Linked DNA regions of Homo sapiens: region 1 is linked to region 2. A link is a loop called in an ENCODE intact Hi-C map of the cell type or tissue named here. Cell type or tissue: heart right ventricle. All regions are shown on one strand. Links, peaks and the distances in the headings refer to the core of each region. The heading gives the core; the rest is flanking DNA.

Evidence for each region. A loop is a pair of places that touch in the nucleus more often than their neighbours do. Peaks named below come from ENCODE experiments on the same cell type or tissue, not always from the same donor. Only the 100,000 strongest peaks of a DNase experiment are listed, where the experiment ranks them.
Region 1: it touches region 2 in a loop (2.6-fold over the local background); 38 of 110 quality-filtered maps call a loop at or near these places.

Annotation. Positions count from the first base shown.
Region 1 is chr12:6,821,241-6,828,705 of GRCh38, forward strand. It overlaps GPR162 (G protein-coupled receptor 162), which reads left to right and starts at 581. Exons shown (of 5, transcript NM_019858.2): 1 at 581-660; 2 at 2,228-3,525; 3 at 4,244-4,433; 4 at 4,956-5,113; 5 at 5,413-6,181. The coding sequence starts at 2,659. The coding sequence ends at 5,964. P3H3 (prolyl 3-hydroxylase 3) reads left to right here and starts at 7,167. Exons shown (of 15, transcript NM_014262.5): 1 at 7,167-7,465. The coding sequence starts at 7,201. RefSeq lists enhancers at 1-564, 5,824-6,392. In heart right ventricle, for the core only: CTCF peaks have their summits at 4,538 (motif pointing left) and 4,749; a DNase peak (open chromatin) is centred at 4,531; H3K4me3 peaks cover 424 bases.
Region 2 is chr12:6,775,378-6,789,953 of GRCh38, forward strand. It overlaps LAG3 (lymphocyte activating 3), which reads left to right. Exons shown (of 8, transcript NM_002286.6): 5 at 1-171; 6 at 1,887-2,129; 7 at 2,414-2,544; 8 at 2,867-3,078. The coding sequence ends at 3,013. It overlaps CD4 (CD4 molecule), which reads left to right and starts at 14,151. Exons shown (of 10, transcript NM_000616.5): 1 at 14,151-14,285. It also overlaps the pseudogene RN7SL380P. RefSeq lists enhancers at 2,937-3,587, 3,336-3,385, 3,588-4,239, 13,635-14,192, 14,008-14,057 and a silencer at 11,406-11,700. In heart right ventricle, for the core only: a CTCF peak has its summit at 3,725 (motif pointing left); DNase peaks (open chromatin) are centred at 2,985 and 3,694; H3K4me3 peaks cover 1,627 bases; H3K27ac peaks cover 2,492 bases.

The DNA.
Region 1 (7,465 bases), core at 3,012-5,511, 47 kb after region 2:
GTGCATGCATGCGCCCACATCCTTTTAGCTTGTGCACAACCACCCCCAACTCCACAAGCAGCCCCAGTGTGCACCACAAGCCCCCTCACTCCCAAACCCAAGGCCCAGCCCTCACACAGATACACACAGTGACACACGCTTCCTCCTCCCCGAACAGCTAGCTCCTCAGTCCCCAACAACACCAGCTGCCTCTTGGAGCTTGTGTTCGTGTTGAAAACGGGAAGGGGTGGGGGCAGGACATGAACCATTTCACCAATGAAGCCGGTTCCCAGCCATCCTCCTCACCGCCCTCCCTCTCAGCGCCTTCCTTGCCCCTCCTCCCCGAGTCACCACCGTCCAGTTCCCCACCCTGCACTCGTTTCCCGCCCCCCCCCGCCCCCCACAAAGCTGTCCTGCCTTCCCTCTGGCCTGGGCTCACTGGCAGGACGACCCCGGGAGAGAGGGTCCTGGAGAGTGAGAGGGGCAGAGACCGAGTGAGCCGTGGGCTGAGCCTGGGAGGCCGGGACTGAGGGGGAGGAGGGAGGCCCGGGGGAAGGGAGGGAGGGAGAGAGGGAAGGAGGGAGGAGGGCGGGCGAGCTGGAGCCGGCAGGCAGCGGGAGCCCGAGAGAGCCGCGTCGGGAGTGCGGTCTCCATGGCAGTGCTGGGCGCAGCCGGAGAGAGGTAAGACGACCCCTGCCTGCCCCGTCCCCTGTGTTGCCTCCCTTTCCCCCTCAAGCTGCCTCCTCTCCCCTAGGCCGGCCCCTCCTCCCCAGCCACCTGCTGTTTCTGCCCTGGAGAACCTGGAGGGGGACAGGAGGGAGGAGCCGCCTGACCTTACCCCTTCACCCCAAAGGGCGAGGGACCCCGTCGGCCAGGGAACCTCCCAGATCCCCCTTCCCACCTTCCTCTGATCTCTCCCTGTCCTTCACCTCCCTCTCTCTGTCCTTCACATCTTTCCTGCCTCCTTCCCTCTCTGACTCCCTATCTCTTTCATCCTGAGCCCACCAGCTGGGCCTGGGTGGAGGTGGGTGGGAAGGGGTCCAGGGCTGTAGGAGAGGACACTGGGGGCTGCTCTTGGCCAAGTCCCTCCACCTCCCTCTGGCTGGCCATTGCCATGGCAACTAGGGTGTACTGGGCTCCGGAGGGAAGCCAAGGGTGGGGGTGGACCAGGACCTCTTGGGGAAAGCAAGGGTCTGAGCTGCTTCCATGGGAAACAGACCCTTTCACTGCTGTGCCCCATTTTTACCCCACTTACCCTAAAGCCATTATGTGCTTCCTTACAGCCCCACTCTGTTCAGGGTTTCACCCGATTCCCTTACCCCCCTTCCCAGGGCTCACTGAAGCTCAGCATCACGCACTAAAACTGGGACCATCCTTCCTCCCATGAGAGGGAAACTGAGGCTCTGGGCCAGGGAGGAAGAGTCAAGGTCTCCCCACGGGGAGTCAGCACCTTATTGAACATTTGGCTTTTCTTCTCAGCCTCCTATTCCCTGCTCCCTCCCTCCCTCCCTCCTCCAGTCCCTCCTCCCTCCAAAGCCTCCTCTCCAGGGGGTTTGAGCTTTTCCTGCTATTTTCAGATACTACCACTTTGCCCCCTCTTTCTCTTCTGCTCAAACTCTCCTCCTTCTCCCTAGTTCCCCCTCTTTCCATTTCTGGATGCTTCTGATGTCAGCGGTTTCCCCGCCTTCAGGTTCCCTAGCACCCCCTTCGGTCCCAGACTCCTTTCTCCCATTTTCCCAGATATGGGTAGCTGGAGGGTGATCACCCAGGTTTGGGGAAGTAGGGGCTAAGCACCAAGACCCCTGCATCCAGGAGACCGGCAGGTAGGGGAGGAAGGCTGTGATGCCATATCCCAGTTCACTGTGAACCCTCAAGAGGAAACCAGTCTTGTGTCTCCCATCAGTAGTTCTGAAGAGACATTTAGGGACTTGAAGATAGGGGTGGAGTAGTGCTGAGCAGGGGATGTTCTAAGAAGGAACCTGGGAGTTCCAGCGGGAGGAGGAAGGGCTAAAGGAGACAGGGAGGTGGGAATACCTTCTTCCCTAGAGGTCTGGAAGAGTGCGGCTCTCATCTGTGTGGGGTGTTTAGCTGTCAGAGTTAAGGCAAAGGAATGTTCTGAATGACCCTCAGGGCCTTAGTAATCAGTCATGCCTATAGTTTCAAGAAAGGGGGCACAGGAGGCTGATTGGAGACCAGCCCAGGCCCTACCTTTGCCCTCTCCCTCCCACATCTCATCTTTCCCTTGCAGCCTGTCCAGGGGGCTGAGCCCCACCCCCAAATCCCTGGGGCATCCAGAAGATTCCTGACTGGTCAAGAACCAGAGGCAAAAGAGACCTGGAAGTCCCAGCATGGGGACCAGAACCCCCCAGCCAGCCTCATAGTTGGGAAAGTAGCCAGCTTGCCTGCCCCATCAATTGCAGGGATGCTTAAGGAAGGCCCCGCCCAGTATGAAAGCTGAGGATTGCCTCTGCTGACCCTCAGTCTCCTCCCCTGCCCTCTACATCTGCCCTCAGCTGGGTCCATCATGCAATGCTGAGCACTGGGGTGAGCCTGGGGGCAGCCTGCCTGCTGACAGGGCGAGGATTGTGGGGATCATGGGAGTGTTTGTGAGTGGGGCTCCTGGGTGAGACCTAGCCCCCACCCCCACAGAGCTCAAGGGGGTGGGGGGCTGAGGATAGGATGGCTCGGGGCGGGGCGGGGGCAGAGGAGGCCTCCCTGCGCTCCAACGCATTGTCCTGGCTGGCCTGTGGGCTCCTGGCGCTGCTGGCCAATGCCTGGATCATCCTCAGCATCTCGGCCAAGCAGCAGAAGCACAAGCCACTGGAGCTGCTGCTCTGCTTCCTAGCGGGCACACACATACTCATGGCAGCTGTGCCCCTCACCACCTTTGCCGTGGTGCAGCTGCGTCGTCAGGCTTCCTCCGACTATGACTGGAACGAGAGTATCTGCAAGGTCTTCGTGTCCACCTACTACACCCTGGCGCTGGCCACCTGCTTCACGGTCGCCTCCCTCTCCTACCATCGCATGTGGATGGTGCGCTGGCCCGTCAACTACCGCCTCAGCAACGCCAAGAAGCAGGCACTGCATGCCGTCATGGGCATCTGGATGGTCAGCTTCATCCTCTCCACACTGCCCTCCATTGGCTGGCACAACAACGGCGAGCGCTACTATGCCCGCGGCTGCCAGTTCATAGTCTCCAAGATCGGCCTCGGCTTTGGCGTTTGCTTCAGCCTCTTGCTACTTGGGGGAATTGTCATGGGTCTGGTCTGTGTGGCCATCACCTTCTACCAGACACTGTGGGCCCGGCCCCGGAGGGCTCGGCAGGCCCGGAGAGTGGGGGGTGGTGGGGGGACCAAAGCGGGTGGGCCAGGGGCCTTGGGTACCCGGCCAGCTTTTGAGGTACCAGCCATTGTGGTGGAGGATGCCCGAGGGAAGCGGCGGTCCTCGCTGGATGGCTCGGAGTCTGCCAAGACATCCCTGCAGGTCACCAACTTGGTCAGCGCCATCGTCTTTCTCTATGACTCACTCACAGGGGTGCCCATCTTGGTGAGATCGGGGTCCTCCCCACCTGTTCTCCCCAATATCCAGGCCCCAGCATCATCACCTGACCTCCAACTTCATCAGCCATACAGCAGCTCCGTCATCTCTCCTCCAGTTCCATCATCCATCTTCCTCTCCTCTGTCCATCCCCCACTCCATTTGTGGCCCCCATCTTGATCATCTGTCTTTTAGTTCCCACTACCCTGTTTACCCCAGCTCCAGCATCTGCTTCAGTTCCCACTCCTCAGCTCCATCACCGTCCTTCAGTTCCACGACCTGTCCTCCAGCTCCGTCATCCATCCTGCAGCTCCACGGTTCAGCCGCAGACCTCTCATCCAGCCGCTGGGCTCCACTCTCCATTCCCTCCTTCCCTCGGGCTGCCACATGGTCTCTGAGCACTCTTGGCTGGAAATCCCACAGGGCTCACCCCACCACCCCATCTAGTCACTGTTCCTGGGTTCCTGTCTGTCTCTACGGTTCCTGGTCCACCTCTGTTCCTCTCCCTCCTGACCGCAGGGCTTTGTCTCCAGCACTCTCCCCGACCTTCCTCTGAGTCAGTCCCTTCCCTCTGTTCACTCCATCTCCACCTCCGGCTTCGCCTCTGTTGGAGCACAGGGATCAGGCATTACTTCTGACGTCTTGCCCACCAGCTGCACTAGGATATGGGGTTCAGGTGGGCTCCTCAGCTCTGGCCCTGACCCAGCCCGCTCCCACCCTTCCCCAGGTGGTGAGCTTCTTCTCCCTCAAGTCGGACTCGGCGCCCCCCTGGATGGTGCTGGCTGTGCTGTGGTGCTCCATGGCACAGACGCTGCTGCTGCCCTCCTTCATCTGGTCCTGCGAGCGCTACCGCGCCGACGTGCGCACAGTGTGGGAGCAATGCGTGGCCATCATGTCTGAGGAGGATGGAGATGACGGTCAGAGGAGGGGCTGGGCTTTGGCTTTCCTGGACATCTGTCTATTCCCTTTTCTGCCGCTCCTTCTCAGCCAGAGGATGGGCTGCCCTGGAGTGCCCCCTACTGGACAGAATCTGCACCACCCTGGGCTCCCCTTTCCCTAAGCAGGCACCCTGCTGTCCACTCACTGCTTCCCGCAGCACTCAGGGCTCCCTTCACTGGGCCTAGGCTCCCCTCCAGAAACCCACACTGCCCAGCTCTGGCACTATGGGGAACCTGAGCTTCCCGAGAGAGGCCCCCCAGCTATAGGGACGGCTCTTGGGGGAGTGCAGGCAATTGTTTCAATAACTTCATCTATATGTATGAAGCACTCCACTCAGGATTTAGCACTGAACGCAGCAAATGCTAGCCACTCTCACTGTCCTCTTGGAACATACATGCTAATGGGAACTAAAGGGGTCTCTGGGAGCTTATAAAGGCAGTGGTGGGAGGCCGCGGTAGGCATTCCCTACCTGTAACCACTCTGCCCATTTTCTCTCCTAGATGGGGGCTGTGACGACTATGCAGAGGGCCGAGTTTGCAAAGTTCGCTTTGATGCTAACGGAGCCACAGGACCAGGGAGCCGGGACCCCGCCCAGGTGAAGCTGCTGCCTGGAAGGCACATGCTCTTCCCTCCTCTTGAGAGAGTCCACTACTTACAGGTATGGAACTGGGGGATACATCTCCTACCCTTGGTGCCGCTCATCACTTTTCTCCAGTGTCTGTTAGGCACCCCAATCCCCTCTTCCCTAGCCCTGGCTTTCAGGGCACCATAGAGCTGGGTGAAAGAAAGCTATAGCAAGAGAGGCATCCCTTCAGACCTCGTGGGGCCAGGTTTGCCCACCGGAGCAAACGTTTTGAAGGTTAAGAAGGTGGCACCATCTTCCGGAGTCCCCACTTGGTTCCTGCCTCTGCCTCTGTCCCTGCAGCACCTTCAGGTCTTACCCGCTCCTCTTCCCAGGTCCCCCTATCCCGGCGTCTGTCCCATGATGAGACAAACATCTTCTCTACCCCTCGGGAACCAGGCTCCTTCCTGCACAAGTGGTCATCCTCTGATGACATCCGGGTCCTCCCAGCCCAGAGCCGGGCCCTCGGGGGTCCTCCTGAGTACCTGGGACAAAGACACAGGTTGGAGGACGAGGAGGACGAGGAAGAGGCTGAAGGTGGGGGGCTGGCCAGCCTTCGCCAATTCTTGGAGAGTGGGGTTCTGGGGTCAGGTGGGGGACCCCCACGGGGTCCTGGCTTCTTCCGGGAGGAGATCACCACCTTCATCGATGAGACACCTCTGCCTTCTCCGACTGCCTCACCAGGGCACTCTCCTCGTCGGCCCCGGCCACTGGGCCTCTCACCCCGCCGACTCTCCCTTGGGTCCCCTGAGAGCAGAGCCGTTGGACTTCCTTTGGGACTAAGCGCAGGGAGACGCTGCTCCCTGACGGGGGGTGAAGAAAGTGCAAGGGCTTGGGGAGGATCCTGGGGCCCAGGCAACCCCATCTTTCCCCAGCTGACCCTGTGAGCCCAAGCAGGCCTGCTGAACTCAGAGGAGAAAGCCTGAGTGAGTAACACCTCATTCTGGCCGAGAGTAGGGCAGCTGCCTCCAGACTCTGGGGAGACGGGCGCTAGATTTGGGGCTCAGAAGGCCCTGCTCTCTCCCATCCAAGTGACCAGATGCCCTACTCAGCTTCCATCACCCCTAGCAATATGTATTAAAGTCTGAAGTGTTGCCATGGAAACCTCAGTGTCCAGTGTACTGCGGTGGAAAGGGGCTTGGAGGGTGGAGTGGCTCACAGGGGACACGACAGAGCAGGGGCAGCAGACAGAGGCACAGAAGGACACATGGAGAAATGATCACATGCTCCACCAGGCAGCCTCGCACAGGGAAGGCTGGGAGGAGCATATCCTGCTGGGGGCGGGGCTTGAGGACACACATCTTCGTTGGTTGGGGTATGAAGGATCTCTGTTCAGATTTGTTGAGGTGGTTTTAGAGCGTGGCTCCAGCCCCAGTGCCCAACTCTCCTTCTAACCTCAAATCCATGCAGGGGCTCACTTTATGGGCAGGAAAGGTTTTGGGGCTGATGCAGTGTCCCGGGCCTGGACACCTCCTCCTTGCTGCATTTTAAAGCTCTTTCTCCAAAGGAGTGCAGGGGTGGATGAGTGTGTGTGTGGGCGGGGGTGGGAGTGCAGGGGTGGATGAGTGTGTGTGTGGGGGAGTGCAGGGGTGGATGAGTGTGTGGGGGGGGTGGGAGTGCAGGGGTGGATGAGTGTGGGGGGGTGGGAGTGCAGGGGTGGATGAGTGTGGGGGGGTGGGGGGGGGCGAGGGGGGGATCGGCGTCCACACTCCTTTTTCTGGACCCAGAAGCGTGTGTGTGGAGGGAACACAGCCCCAGTAGTTACCCCCAGACCTCAGGGGCTGAAGTCACCGCTGGGGCTGAAGTCATCCTTCATGGATGCCCAGGCCTGCTCCAGTTCCCGCCTTTTGCCCTCCTCCTCCCAGTTTCTCCCTCTTATTCCACACTAGACCAGCTTTGTCCACTCAGCACTCTTCTCTCTCCATCTTTTCACATGGGCCTCTCCCACCATCGGGTCTCAGCCCCATCTTCTCTCTCTCTCTCTCTCTCGGCCTCCCTCATTATTTCTCCCTCTCCCTCCGCCTCTCCATCTCTCCTTCCTCCCCCTCCCTCCCCTTCCCCCCTTTCCTCTCCCTCCCTCTCGGCTCCCGCATTTCCCCTCGGCTGCCGGCGGCTCCGACATCATGCTCCGGCTCCTCCGGCCGCTGCTGCTACTGCTGCTGCTGCCTCCCCCGGGGTCCCCTGAGCCCCCCGGCCTGACCCAGCTGTCCCCGGGGGCGCCCCCGCAGGCCCCCGACTTGCTCTACGCTGACGGGCTGCGCGCCTACGCGGCCGGGGCTTGGGCGCCGGCCGTGGCGCTGCTGCGGGAGGCGCTGCGGAGCCAGGCGGCGCTGGGCCGGGTGCGGCTGGATTGCGGGGCGAGCTGCGCGGCCGATCCGGGCGCCGCGC
Region 2 (14,576 bases), core at 2,268-4,767:
CCAAGTGGACTCCTCCTGGGGGAGGCCCTGACCTCCTGGTGACTGGAGACAATGGCGACTTTACCCTTCGACTAGAGGATGTGAGCCAGGCCCAGGCTGGGACCTACACCTGCCATATCCATCTGCAGGAACAGCAGCTCAATGCCACTGTCACATTGGCAATCATCACAGGTCAGCCTCAGGTGGGAAAGGAGTAGCTGCCCTCCCAGGGTAGAAAGGACAGGGAGGAAGGGCTGGCAGGGCAAAGACTAGGCAAACCCACCCTGTGATGCCAGGCCACTGGGCACAAGTTCCAGAGCCTGCCCATCTCGGCCCCCACTTTTCTCACCCCCATAATAAAGAAACGAAACTGAAAATCTCCTCTTGAGTCACAAGATAAAAGTTCCACCGTTCTCTATGGGACTCCCCTGCTCTCAATTGGCGGGAGGGTCTGGGAAGTTAGAAGGAAAGGTGACAAAAATTCTGAATGGTTCGAAAGAGGTAGAATATATTTCTAGAATCCTTGTCTACTTTGCAGCCAGGGCTTGGGTTAGAGTTGCAGGAAGTGGCCTGGATTTGGGAGGAGTGAATAAATCCGTCCCTTGGTCAGCAAATATTTACTGAGCAAGGGTTTTCCAAGACAGTATAAAACAAACACAGAAAAAAGAATACTCAGAGAGTATGTGTTGACTGGTTGATAACTATCGGCCATGACAGATTAGCCATGTCTGCAGCACGCACCTGCGGCCACTCAGTAGTAGCACCCCACGGCAGGTGCTTAATAATGTATAGAGATTGAATGAATACGTGAACATGCTAATGGATAATACATCTCCTGAAGGCCAATCCTGAGTTTTCACTTGCTTTCTGGATACCTCTAACTAGATGTTATACCACCTCTCAGCCGCCTTACCCTGAACCCCAGCTTTTTCTCCCACCAATCCCCTTGCTGACTCAGCCTGTCAGTAATCCACTGGTATCCATCCACCTCGAAACCTGGCCTCCTCCTCTCTACATCCCATCAGTCATCAAAGTCCACCAGTTCTTTCTGTCCAATGCCCTCTTGAAGGTCAACTGTTTTATGTAGACGGCTCAATGAGAGAGATACTGTTACCCCGAAGACTTTCTCAAAACAGCTGGGAAGTGCCAGACTCTGGGTCTAAACTCAGGTGTCTGCATCACCAAATCACTCTCCAGGACACTACTCAGATGCCCTTCACCCTTTGTCTCCTCCCACCCACCCATCTCTCACTTTACAACTTGGAGAATGCTCTGTCTCTAGATGAATGGGTCAGTTCCCTGTTCTCTATACCTTCAGAAAGGGGGATGATGTTCATTCAGGGGGCACCACAAGGCAGGGGACACTGATGTGAGCCGCATCATGGAAGTTCCAAAATTGTGAAGTAGATGGGGGTCAGCTCATCTGACTGATTTTGAGGGTTCTGAGCATTTGAGTAGAAAGTAATGTAAAAGAATCTGTAATAGTATTTATTCTGTGGTCTGCCAGGGCCAGTTTGAGTGTGAAGGCAGTAGGGAGCCTGGAAATGTTTTGAGCAGGGGAGGGAGCTGACTAGAGCATTGTCTGAATAAGATAAATGTGGCCGGCAGGGCATGATGGCTCACACCTGTAATCCCAGCACTTTGAAAGGCTGAGACGAGAGGAGCACTTGAGTCCAGGAATTCCAGACTAGCCTGGGCAACATGGTGAAAACGCATCTGTATACAATTTAATAAAAAAATAAATAGAAAGAAAAAGATGAACGTGGCCATGACCCATGATGTCCTTCCCCAACCTCCCCTGGCCAGAACCCAAGTGAGTGCAGGGTGATTGAGACTTGGGGTTCAACCTGTGATATCACGTAAGGGGGGCAGAATCCCAAAAGATCTCTTCCTTCTACTCTTTTCAGTGACTCCCAAATCCTTTGGGTCACCTGGATCCCTGGGGAAGCTGCTTTGTGAGGTGACTCCAGTATCTGGACAAGAACGCTTTGTGTGGAGCTCTCTGGACACCCCATCCCAGAGGAGTTTCTCAGGACCTTGGCTGGAGGCACAGGAGGCCCAGCTCCTTTCCCAGCCTTGGCAATGCCAGCTGTACCAGGGGGAGAGGCTTCTTGGAGCAGCAGTGTACTTCACAGAGCTGTCTAGCCCAGGTCCGAGGCCCCAGAATGCCAGGACCCAAACGCCACAGCAATAATCTTTATCCTCCTTCCAGAACAGCCCCTGCCACCCCCATCCCAGCGCTTTTCTTTCCAGTCAGGGACCTGATCTCTGGCTTTTGCCTAGGGTTGACCCGTTTCCGCCACTGATCAGCTGAATGACCCTGGGACAAGTCCCTTAAACTCTCTGGATCTCATTGCATCTGTAAAGTCTGAGAGAATGACAAAGTGTCCTTTCTAGTCCTGACCCTATGCCTCATCCTGTACTTTCTCCATAGGTGCCCAACGCTCTGGGAGAGCCCCAGGTGCCCTCCCAGCAGGCCACCTCCTGCTGTTTCTCATCCTTGGTGTCCTTTCTCTGCTCCTTTTGGTGACTGGAGCCTTTGGCTTTCACCTTTGGAGAAGACAGGTGAGCCAGGGACATGGCAACCCCGCCCCCCAGCAGCTCCCGCTCTTCCATCCTCAGAGTGCTGATGGCACCCCTTCCTCAGGAAGGTGACCAAATGGGACCCTGAACTTGCCCTCAGAGCCCCCCTTCTTCATAAGCCTCTCACTCCAGGGATGGCTTGTGCCTGGGTAGGCTGGAAGGGGGGTTGGGAGAAAGCCAGGACCAGATGGGGAGGGCAGGGGCGCTGAGAAAAAATAGAGGGACTCAGTGTCCCTCCTCATCCGCTTCCCTTCATCCTTCTCCTCCTTCCGCCCTCCGTCTCTCTCTCCATCTCTTCTCACAGTGGCGACCAAGACGATTTTCTGCCTTAGAGCAAGGGATTCACCCTCCGCAGGCTCAGAGCAAGATAGAGGAGCTGGAGCAAGAACCGGAGCCGGAGCCGGAGCCGGAACCGGAGCCCGAGCCCGAGCCCGAGCCGGAGCAGCTCTGACCTGGAGCTGAGGCAGCCAGCAGATCTCAGCAGCCCAGTCCAAATAAACTCCCTGTCAGCAGCAAGCCTGAGTCTGGCTCTTTCTTGTCCAAGTGAAGGTTCCCGTCTCTCCCCAGCCTCTGAGGGCTCCCTTCTCCCACCCTAGCCTCCTAACCTACTTTCCCCAGCCAGCCTCCCTCACCTTCCCCTTTTCTGTTTCTGGCTGCTTCGTGTTTCTTTCTTGGTCTCTCTCTCTCTTGCGCTCACTCTCTCTTTCTCTCTCCTGGGTAATCATTTCTCTGAAGCTCCCCCGAAAAAGCCCTTGCCCCTTGCCTCCGCAGCTCTCTCCTCCGTCCTTCCACCCACCTTCCACCCACAGTGCGCTGGCTGCCCTGGTTTCCTTGATATTTTTGTCCTTTGGGTCCACCCCACCCCACACTCAGCTGCACTTCAGCACTTGTCCTTGGCCCTCCGGCTGCAGCAGATGCGCACATATGCTCGCGCGCACGTGCACACACACATGCACACACACGCGCGCGCGCACACGCACACACACACACACACACACACACGCGCGGCGCGCAGAGGACTGCCTTGTCAAGTCTTCCAGGAGATCCGGTCTGGAAACCTCTCTGGGCAGCCGGCTGGGGCTCCTACCTCTGCCCCACCCCCCACGTTCCTCAGCCCTTGGAGGCTTTTCTGGTCCCAGGCATGAGAACACACTGCCACCCAGTGGTCACTGCTTGTCACACCCCAACGGAGGTCACTGGGCCGGCTGCGGCAGGCCTGAGGAGTTGAGCAGTGCAGTGGACAAGGCAGGGCACAGACTGCTGTGAATGCAGGCACCGCCTTTGTATTATGCACGTTCTATGTGCAGCATATGAGTATGTGCCCGGTGACTGTCACATGTCCTATGCACCCTTCAGGAGAGGGACTGAACAATGCATGTCTCAGGAGATACAGCCCTGGCTGGCCCTCTCAAGGGTGTAATCTATGTCTGACAAAGGGGAAGGCTGTGAACAAAGGCCTGTGCGTAGAGCAAAACAGCCAGCTGCAGCTGTGGGAGTCGGGAGCCCCGGCTTCTCATTCCAGCTTTGCTGATGTAACTGTAGTCAATCTCCCTGAGCCTCAGTTTCCTCACCTATTAAATGGGATAATGATAATAACCCACCAAAATGGGTTGTTGTGAATATTGGATAATAAAGGGCTTTGGAAACTGTGAAGTGCTCTGTGTGTGTGGAGTACTTGTCTGATTATCCATTAGTGAAGGAGAAAGCAGGCCTGCTCTGGTCATGCTAAGAATGATATTGAAGAACCCAAGTCGGCCTGCGCCCTGCTCTGTCTGTCTGTCTTGGAGCATTCACCTGGGCCATGTCAATGGTCCTCTCAGCAGAGCAAACACGGCCTCAGCACATGGCATCCTCCAGTCTGGCATGGGACAGAGACCTCTGCCTGCAAATAGGTGTGGGGCCCTGGACTTTGGCCACAGATGACTCTGTCAGGGGACTTTAACCCCATACAGGAGAACAAAATATTGAAAGCGAGTGGGTGAGTGGGAGTGAAACTGCTGGAGCAGGAGGGGCATGGTGGCATGTGTGAGTGGCATCCCACTGGGTCTGTGTGCCGTGTGCAAAAAGACACAAAAAGACAGACCTGAGGACATGTCCCTGCAGAGACACAATAGTCACTCATTAGAGACAGACGATGAAGAAGGTGACACCTTTGTTCTGTGCAGAGCCTTAGGTAGAGGGGGGACCCTCTGAAGCCTGAACAATGAACCATTTACAGCAATCTGAGGTTCTGAGCCTCAGGATGGTGATGACTCTTGCCTTGTCACTGGCAGAGAAACACTGGCACAGGAAGGAGGAAGCTCTGGCCCTGCCAGAGATGATCACACTGCAAAAGGAAGTCTTGAAGTCCTTTTAGAAGCTTCCAGGCCAGGTGTCATGGCTTATGCCTGTAATCTCAGCACTTTGGGAGGCGGAGGCAGAAGGATTGCTTGAGCCCAGGAGTTCGAGACCAGCCTGGGCAGTATAGTGAGACCTCATCTCTAAAAAAAAAAAAAAAAAGTTAGTTGGGCATGCTGGTACGCCCCTGTGGTCCCAGCTATTTGGGAGGTTGAGGTGGGAGGATCACCTAAGCCTGGGAGGTTGAGGCTGCAGTGAGCCATAATCGTGCCACTATACTCCAGCCTGGGTGACAGAGTGAGATCCTGTCTCAAAAACAAAAAACAAGAAGCCTCCAAAGCATCGTTCCTACCCTTCGCTGCTGCTCAGAGACTCCTCAGCTCCAGCCCAGGACCCTGCTCCCCACAGCCTTAGTGGAAGCCCTGATATTTTAATAGGGCAGGGGTTTCCTGGAAAGTTCTGTGGGTGGCATTTTTCCTTTTTACTAGCTAACATCCTATGCCCTTTGGGCTTATGAGAGTAGTCATCGAAGATTCACTGAGGCCTATGCGGGGACTTCCCCATGCTCTTTCATAAAGGGGACAGGGAGGGGACAGAGGCAGAACGAAGGGCCTCCTTTTTCCTTTACCCCTTAGAGAAGAGCAAAGGGCAGAAGGAAGAAAGGGCATATGGGCTGCATTCCGTGAGTGCTTCTCTGTGGGGTCTCTCCTCAGGGTGACATTCTGCTCCCACTCCTCTTCCCACAGCCCCCCACTCTCCGTCTGGCAGGATAATCTCCAGCCCTTTTCCTGTCCTCCAAAGGCCCCTAGGGAGCTTGGTTAATTCATTTGGCTTCTCCAGGTTGATCTGTAAACCAGTGTTCCAGGCTGCGGTCCTGGAGGGGAAGGAGCATCAGGAGGCCACGAGCTCAGGGAGCTTCAGTGGGTGGGTGGGTGGGAATCATCTCAGCTCCTTGTTAAGAAGGAAGGGGGGTGCGTGAGTTACCTATTGGCGTATAACAAACAAATTACCCTAAAACTTAGTAATTTAAAATAATAAGCTGGGTGTGGTGGCTCACACTGGTAATCCCAACACTTTGGGAGACTGAGGCAGGAGGATTGCTTGAGGCCGGGAGTGTGAGACCAGCCTGGGTGACTTAGTGAGATCACACTTCTACTTTTTTTTTTTTTTTGAGACAGAGTCTCACTCTGTCACCCAGGCTGGAGTGCAGTGGCTTGATCTCGGCTCACTGCAACCTCCATCTCCCGGGCTCAAGCGATTCTCCTGCCTCAGCCTCCCAAGTAGCTGGGACTACAGGTGCATACCACCACACCCTGCTAATTTTTGAATTTTTGTATTTTAATTAATAATTAATAAATTATTTTTGAGACAGAGTTTTGCTTTTGTCGCCCAGGCTGGAGTGCAGTTTGGTGCCATCTCGGCTCACTGCAAGCTCCGCCTCTCGGGTTCAAGCAATTCTCCTGCCTCAGCCTCTGGAGTAGCTGGGACTACAGGCGCCAGCCACCACGCCCGGCTAACTTTCTGTGTTTTTAGTAGAGACGGGGTTTCACTGTGTTAGCTAGGATGGGTCTGGATCTCCTGACCTCGTGATCCGCCTGCCTCGGCCTCCCAAAGTGCTGGGATTACAGGCGTGAACCACCACACCCAGCCTACCATTTTTTTTTCTTTTTGAATTTAAAAATGAGCTGGGCACGGTGGCATGCACCTGTGGTCCTAGTTATTCAGGAGGCTGAGGGAGAAGAATCACTGGAGGCTAGGATTTCCAGGCTGTAGTGAGCCATGATTGTGCTATTTCACTCCAGCTTGGGTGACAGGGTGAGATCCTGTGTCTAAAAAGAATAATAACAATAATAATAAACATTATCTCACACAACGAGGAATCCAGGAGCAGTCTTGCTGAGTAGTTCTGGCACAGGGTTGCTCATGAGGTTGCTGCTGAGGTGAGGGTCAGGTCTGGAGCCATCTGAAGGCTGGGATGGGGCTGGAGATTCTGCCTCCAAGACAGCTCACTCGGGAGGCTGTCGGCCAGAGGCCTTAACTCCTCCCTGTGTGGGTGTCTTTATGGGGCCTCTCACAACACGACACAGCAACTGGCTTCCCCCAGAGGGACAGCGTGGAAAAGACAAAAGCTACCACATCTTTATTTCAAGATTAGATTTGATCTTGAAAGCAACGTGCCATAATTTCTGCCCTATTCTATTGATCACAGAGACCAACCTGGTGCAAGCAGGAGGGGGCAATGCAAGGGTGTGAACTGAGGGAGACAGGAGTCACTGGGGGCCATCTTGCAGCCTGGCTGTCAGAGTGGGGAGCAGTGCCTGAAACAGAGATAGGCCAAGAGACGGGAAGGGACGTCTCTGAGCATCTCCATCCCCAGCCCTCTTCTCTTGTCCACTCTCCAGAAGTTCTGGAAGCCAAGTGAGGTCCAGGGCCTTGGCAAGTCGAGTGTGTGAGGTAGGAGGCCATACTGTGCACATTCAGCCTTGGAGTCGGGTTTGCCAGCGGTTCCCCTACCCCTGACGTGGTCTTCTCAGCTCCATAGTGCAGAGGAGGAGCCTCTGCAGGCCCAGAAATTTCCCTGCCCACCTCCCCTACCAGGTAGAGATGTTAGGGTTCAGGCCTGAGCCCCTGCTGCTATCCCTCCTTCAAAGGAGGAGATCAAGGAGCTTAGGGTCCCCCGCACAGGCCCACCCCAGGGTGGGGTTCTTCCTTTGAAGGGAATTGCTTTGGGGTGGGGTCGGTTCTATCTGCTCCACTCTGTGGCTGACAGTTTCTCCAAGGGGCTGCAGGTGTCAGCTGTCTGAGCCCGGGCTGAGCTCTGAAACGTGCCTACTCAAACTTCCCGTGGGGTAGGGGAGGCCCAGAACCACCCTCTGAGAGTGGCAAAAAGTGGTCCTGGAGCCAGGGGAAATGTGGATGGGGTAGAGATGGCATCGATGCTCCTAGACTTTGCTTCCCAGAGAACAGCCCCAAAGACCCCTCCCCTGCTCCCCATCCTCAAACCCTGCCCCCAGCCCCCTTTGCAGAGGGCGTCAGTGCTGCCAAAGATACTTCTGGTAAGGAGGCCACCGCAGAGTTGCACCTGGGGCTTTCAACTTTCCTGCAACCCTGGCTGCCCTAGGCCTCTCAGATCATCCAGTCTCCAGCACTCTGTCTGTAGCCTCTGACACCGGCTTCTCTCTCTTCCCCATCACTCCTTCCCCTGGCTTGGCCTCCTCCCGTTCTACAGCCTAGAGAGGCAGGATACATGCAGCAAAAATAGCCTCTGGAACTCCCCCTGTTCCATGCTTTCAGACATGTGATGGGGGCAGACAGCTTGACTTCCATTTCTTCTTCTGTAAAGTAAGGATAGTAACAGCAACACCTACCAAAAAGGTCTGGCATGTACAAATGAATGTGAAAGTGCTTGGAAAATGGAAAACCACTCTAGAGATGTGAGGACCATGGCACTGCTGAGCCTCAGAAGCTCCAGGTGAGGCAGTGGGCCTCATACCTCCCTCCACTGCTAAGGGAGAAGACTTCTCTTAGCTGTCATCCTGGCCTTTCTTCTTCTTTTTTTATTTTTTATTTTTTTTTTAGAGGTGGGTTCTCGTTATGTTGCCCAGGCTGGTGCGCAGTGGCTATTTACAGGCCCGATCCCACTGCTGATTAGCATGGGTAGCATGGAAATTGTGACCCATTGTGTGTCCGGCCTGGGCTGGCTCACCCCTCCTCAGGCAATCTGGTGGTTCCCCACTCCCGGGAGGTCACCACGCTGAAGCTGAACTCAGTGCAGACACCTGATCTGCATAGTGCACTACAGCCCAGAACTCCTGGGCTCAAGGCATCCTCTTGCTTCAGCCTCCTGAGTAGCTGAGACTACAGGCACTCGGCACCACGCCCCGCCTGGACCTTCTTTTTTTGGTTTGTTTGTTTTTGTTTTTGTTTTTGTATTTTTAGTAGAGATGGGGTTTCACCGTGTTAGCCGGGATGGTCTGGATCTCCTGACATCACAATCCGCCCGCCTCGGCCTCCCAAAGTGCTGGGATTACAGGCACGAGCCACCATGCCTGGTCCTGGACCTTCTTAATGCAGAGGAGAGGCAGTGCAATGAGGGGGACCACCCAGAAACTGGGGTCCAAGCGGGTGAATTCAAATCCCGGTTCCACCAGCTGTGGTTACTAGCTCTGAGACCTTTGACAACTGAAACTCTTCGGCTAGGCACAGTGTGACTCATGCCTGTAATCCCAGCACTTTGGGAGGCTGAGGTGGGTGGATTGCTTGAACCTAGGAGTTTGAGATCAGCCTGGGAAGCATAGCAAAACCCCATCTCTAGGGGAAAAAAAAATTTAGCTGGGTACAGTGGCACATGCCTGTAGTTCCAGCTACTTGAGAGGCTAAGGCGGGAGGATAGATTGAGCCCTGGAGGTTGAGGCTGCAGTGAGCTGTGACCGTGCCACTGCACTGCAGCCTGGGTGACAGAACGAGACCTTGTCTAAGAAAACAAAAAACTCTTCAAGCCTCAGTTTCCTCATCTGTATGGCCTGGACAATAATACCTATGTCTTATCACTCTCATGAGGATTAAATAAAAGATACAACCACATAAAGCACACAACAATGCCAAATGTTTACTATAAACTCACCCTCTCTCTTCCTTTTTTCTTTTCCTGTTTGGAAACCCCAGAGAGAGAGCCAGGTTCTCAGGACCGTTGACTTCCAGGCCACAGACTCACAGAGCTGCAAGTTCTCACACCGTCCATCGGGTCTGGAATCTGCAAACCGGTGGGCCCAAAGCTAGAGCCAGCCCTTGGAATGCTCTGTTTGCTCTACCCAGTGTCACGACAAGTTGAAAAAATTTGTTACCAATATTAAAATCAGGAGGTATTACATAAATGTCTGGTTTTCACCTTCTCTAGAAATTTTGGCAGAGCAGGCAACTCTAGGCTCACATGCCAGTATAGCCTCTACGGTCAACTCAGACAGCTATGCAGGGAATGGCTGCCCTTAACTAGCTGAGGCAAGTACTCTCTGGTTTCCCCCAGTCCCTACCCTTCCCTTTTGGTCACCACCAGTGTACCTTTCTCATTTGCACTACCTAGGGGGCTCCTGTAAGCATTTACATTTGTAGCCCTGCTCTCCTGCTCTTGTCCATACTTCTCTATTTATCCATTCAAAAATTATTTGGCCTGGTGCAGTGGCTCACGCCTATAATCCCAGCACTTTGGGAGGCAGAGGCAGGAGAATCACTTGAGGTCAGGAGTTCGAGACCAGCCTGGCCAACATGGTGAAACCCTGTCTGTACTAAAAATACAAAAATTAGCCAGGCTTGGTGGCGCACGCCTGTAATCCCAGATACTCGGGAGTCTGAGGCAGGAGATTCGCTTGAACCTGGGAGGCGGAGGTTGCAGTGAGCCGAGATCACACCACTGCACTCGAGCCTCGGCGACAGAGCAAGACTCTGTTTCCAAAAAAAAAAGAAAAGAAAAAAGAAAAAAAAATATTATTCAATAGCCAGGAGTTGCAGGGAGTTAGAATGAGGAGTCAGTATTTAATGGGTACAGAGTTTCATTTGGGGAAGATGAAAAATTTCTAGATGGTTACACAACCATGTGAGTGTACTCAGTCCCACAGAGCAGTACATTAAAAAATGCCTAAAATGGCCGGGTGTGGTGACTCACACCTGTAATCCCAACACTTTGGGAGGCCAAGGTGAGCAGATCACTTGAGGTCAGGAATTCGAGACCAGCCTGGCCAACATGGTGAAACCCCGTCTTTACTAAAAATACAAAAATTAGCCAGGCGTGGTGGCGGGCACCTGTAGTCCCAGCTACTCGGGAGGCTGAGGCTGGAGAATCGCTTGAACCCAGGAGGTGGAGGTTGCAGTGAACCTAGATTGTGCCACTGCACTCCAGCCTGGGGGACAGAGTAAGACTCCGTCTTGGAAAAAAAAAAAAAAAAAGCTTAAAATGGAAAATCTTATGTTGCGTGTATTTTACCGCAATAAATTTAATATCAATAAAATTTAATATATTAGGAAAATATTAAACAAGCATTAAGGGTCTTCCAGGGCCAAGGCATCTGTGAGGGTGCTGGGAACATAGTGCTAACTAAGACAGACACGGTCACCGCTCTGGCCTGTGAGCTAGACACTAAGCAGCAAATAACTTCATTGCAACTGGAAAATTGCTACGAAGGGAGAAGCACAGGGGACTGGGAGATCTTATCACAAGGAAAACTGATTTCAACTGAGGAACCTGAGTATCCTCTGAGACTCTGGGGAGGAAGTCCTGTGCAGGAGAATGGTAGAGCAACAAAATATAAACAGCCCCAATCTTGGCCCTGGAGGACGGCGTGCTGCTCCCTCTCTTCTGCACCACCCACCTCCACACTTCCTACATGTGAAAAATAACTTCAATCTTGTTGAAGCCTCTATTATTTTGGGTTTTCTTTTGCTTGTAGCAGAACCCAGTGCTTACCGATAGACAATTCTCCCAGTTGAAAGAAGGTTCTTTTGTGATAAGATCTCCCAGCACCTTGTGCTTTTTCCTTTGTAGCGCTTGTCGAATTGTAATGAAGTTGTTCGTTGTTTAGTGTCTATGTCATAAGCTGGAGTGGTGACCATATCTGTCTTCTTCAACATCACATCCCCAGCTACCTAGCAGAGTGCCTTGGGCTGGTACACGCTTAACTACGTACATGAATGAATGGAGCAGGGCTCAAAACATCAATGCCTACCAGAGCCTGCCAGGTAATGTAAATGAGAAAAGCAGACTGGCTGTGAACAATAGGGAGGGTGTTTGCTTTCTAGTCTGAAGGAAGAAGGCCTGAGGAGGATACATTTTCCCCACTTTGAGGAGCAACTCTGAGGTTGCACCTAATACTTTCACTTCTATCTATTAACCAAAATTGAGTCACTTGGACACATCCAGCTGTGAGGGAGGCTGGGAAGTATATTTTAAATCTGGGTAGCTAAGAGCTCAGCTAAAAATTGAGGGTTCTATTACCAAGAAGGAGAAAATAGACTTTGGGGACAGCTAAAGCGATAGCTGAGATCTGAAGAATGAATAAAAATTACCTAGATCAGTGGTTCTCAGAGTGAAGTGTGGCCTGCAGACCCTTGGGAGTCCCTGAGACCCTTTCAGGGGATCTTCAAGGTCAAGCTATTTTCATAAAAAAATACAGGATGTTATTTTCCTTTGTCACTATGTTGACATTGCAATAATGTTGCAAAAACAATCTGGATAAAACTGCTGCCTTAGCATAAATGAAGGCAGTGGTGCCAAACCATATGATAGTCATTGCATTCTTCACTGCCAGGTACTTACAGTAAAAAAAGAAAAAAAATTAATGCCACTTTTACTTAAGAATGCCCTTAATGAGGCCGGGCGCAGTGGCTCGTGCCTGTAATCCCAGCACTTTGGGAGGCCGAAGCGGGCAGATCAGGATCACCTGAGGTCAGGAGTTCAAGACCAGCCTGGCCAACGAGTGAAACCCTGTCTCTACAAAAATACAAAAATTAGCCAGGCATGTTGGCGGGTGCCTGTAATCCCAGCTACTCGGGAGGCTGAGGCAGGAGAATGGCTTGAATCCAGGAGGCGGAGGTTGTAGTAAGCCGAAATCATGCTGCTGCACTTCAGCCTGGATGACAAAGCAAGACTCTGTCTCAAAAAAAAAAAAAAAAAAAAGAGAGATCAAGACCATCCTGGGCAACATGGTGAAACCCCATCTCTACTAAAGATACAAAAATTAGCTGGGCATTGTGGCGCATGCCTGTAGCCCCAGCTACTTGGGAGGCTGAGGCAGGAGAATTGCTTGAACCCGGGAGGCAGAGGTTGCAGTGAGCCAAGATCACGCCACTGCACTCTAGCCTGGGCAACAGAGTGAGACTCCCTCTCAAAAAAAAAAAAAAAAAAAAATATATATATATATATATATAGAATGCCTTTAATGAAGCAGTAAATACTAATTTTATTAAATCTCAACCCTTGAGTACGGTGTGTCATGAAATGAGAAGTAGCACACAGTACTATATGCTACAGATGAAGTACAATGCTGTCAAATAGGGGTACTTGTGTTAATTGTTGGAGTCGCAAGCTGAACTAGAGTTTTCTTTTCTTTTCTTTTCTTTTCTTCTTTTCAAGACAGGTTCTCACTCTGTCACTCAGGCTAGAGTGCAGTGGTGCAATCACGGTTCACTGCAGCCTCAACTTCCTGGGCTCAAGCGATCCCCCCACCTCGGCCTCCTAAAATGCTGGGATTATAGGCATGAGCCACCACTCCCAGCCCCACTTTTTTCAGACTGGAAAACGCACACTCACATGTGCATCTTTAAATGATCACTTGGGCTGTGGTATGGAGAATGGCGACCAGTGAGGAGGCAGGAGCTGTTGTCCGAGCAAGGGATGATATTGGCATCTTGGATTGGCATGGTGGCAGTAGTGGTAGTGCAGAGTGACTTGGGTAGATTTTGGAGCCATTTAGAAGGTAACATCCACAGGAACTGGTAAATAAATACGTGGGAGAAGTTGGGTGAAGGGGGTGTCAAAGATTACACCCAATTTATTTTGCTTGGGCAAGTTGGTGGATGGTGAGCCCCTCACTGAGTGAGAAGCCTGGAGAAGCAGGTTTGGAGGGTGGTAGTATGCAGGTGGTATGCATAGTTGGGGATGTGTGTTGAGTTTGCTATGTCCGGTGAGCTTCCCAGTGGAGATGTCCAATGGGCAGACGGATACTCACATAGAGAGTTCATGGTAGATTCGGGCTAGAGGAAAGCACCTGAGGCCTGGCCAGAGACGCCTAGAGGAACAGAGCCTGGTTAACAGTCACTCCTGGTGTCTCAGATATTCTCTGCTCAGCCCACGCCCTCTCTTCCACACTGGGCCACCTATAAAGCCTCCACAGATACCCCTGGGGCACCCACTGGACACATGCCCTCAGGGCCCCAGAGCAAGGAGCTGTTTGTGGGCTTACCACTGCTGTTCCCATATGCCCCCAACTGCCTCCCACTTCTTTCCCCACAGCCTGGTCAGACATGGCGCTACCACTAATGGAATCTTTCTTGCCATCTTTTTCTTGCCGCTTAACAGTGGCAGTGACAGTTTGACTCCTGATTTAAGCCTGATTCTGCTTAACTTTTTCCCTTGACTTTGGCATTTTCACTTTGACATGTTCCCTGAGAGCCTGGGGGGTGGGGAACCCAGCTCCAGCTGGTGACGTTTGGGGCCGGCCCAGGCCTAGGGTGTGGAGGAGCCTTGCCATCGGGCTTCCTGTCTCTCTTCATTTAAGCACGACTCTGCAGAAGGAACAAAGCACCCTCCCCACTGGGCTCCTGGTTGCAGAGCTCCAAGTCCTCACACAGATACGCCTGTTTGAGAAGCAGCGGGCAAGAAAGACGCAAGCCCAGAGGTAAGGTGGTCAGACTCGGCTTCCTTCCCCGGAGCTGAGAGGGAGGGGAACGTGGGGCAGATGCACAGGAATGTGCTCTGCCCAGTTGTCTGCCCACAGCTCTGGCCACCTTCTCTTGCATTTCTCTTGGAACTGGTCATGAGCAGCGATTTCCCACTGGAACTGTGAGCTTCCAGAGGTCAGAGACTGTGCTAGACTCCTCTCTGCAGCCCCAGCGTGCACAGCTCAGTGTCCAGAGCAATGGGTGCTCCTTAGAGGAGTAGTGACCTAAATAGCAAGATCAGAGAGGGA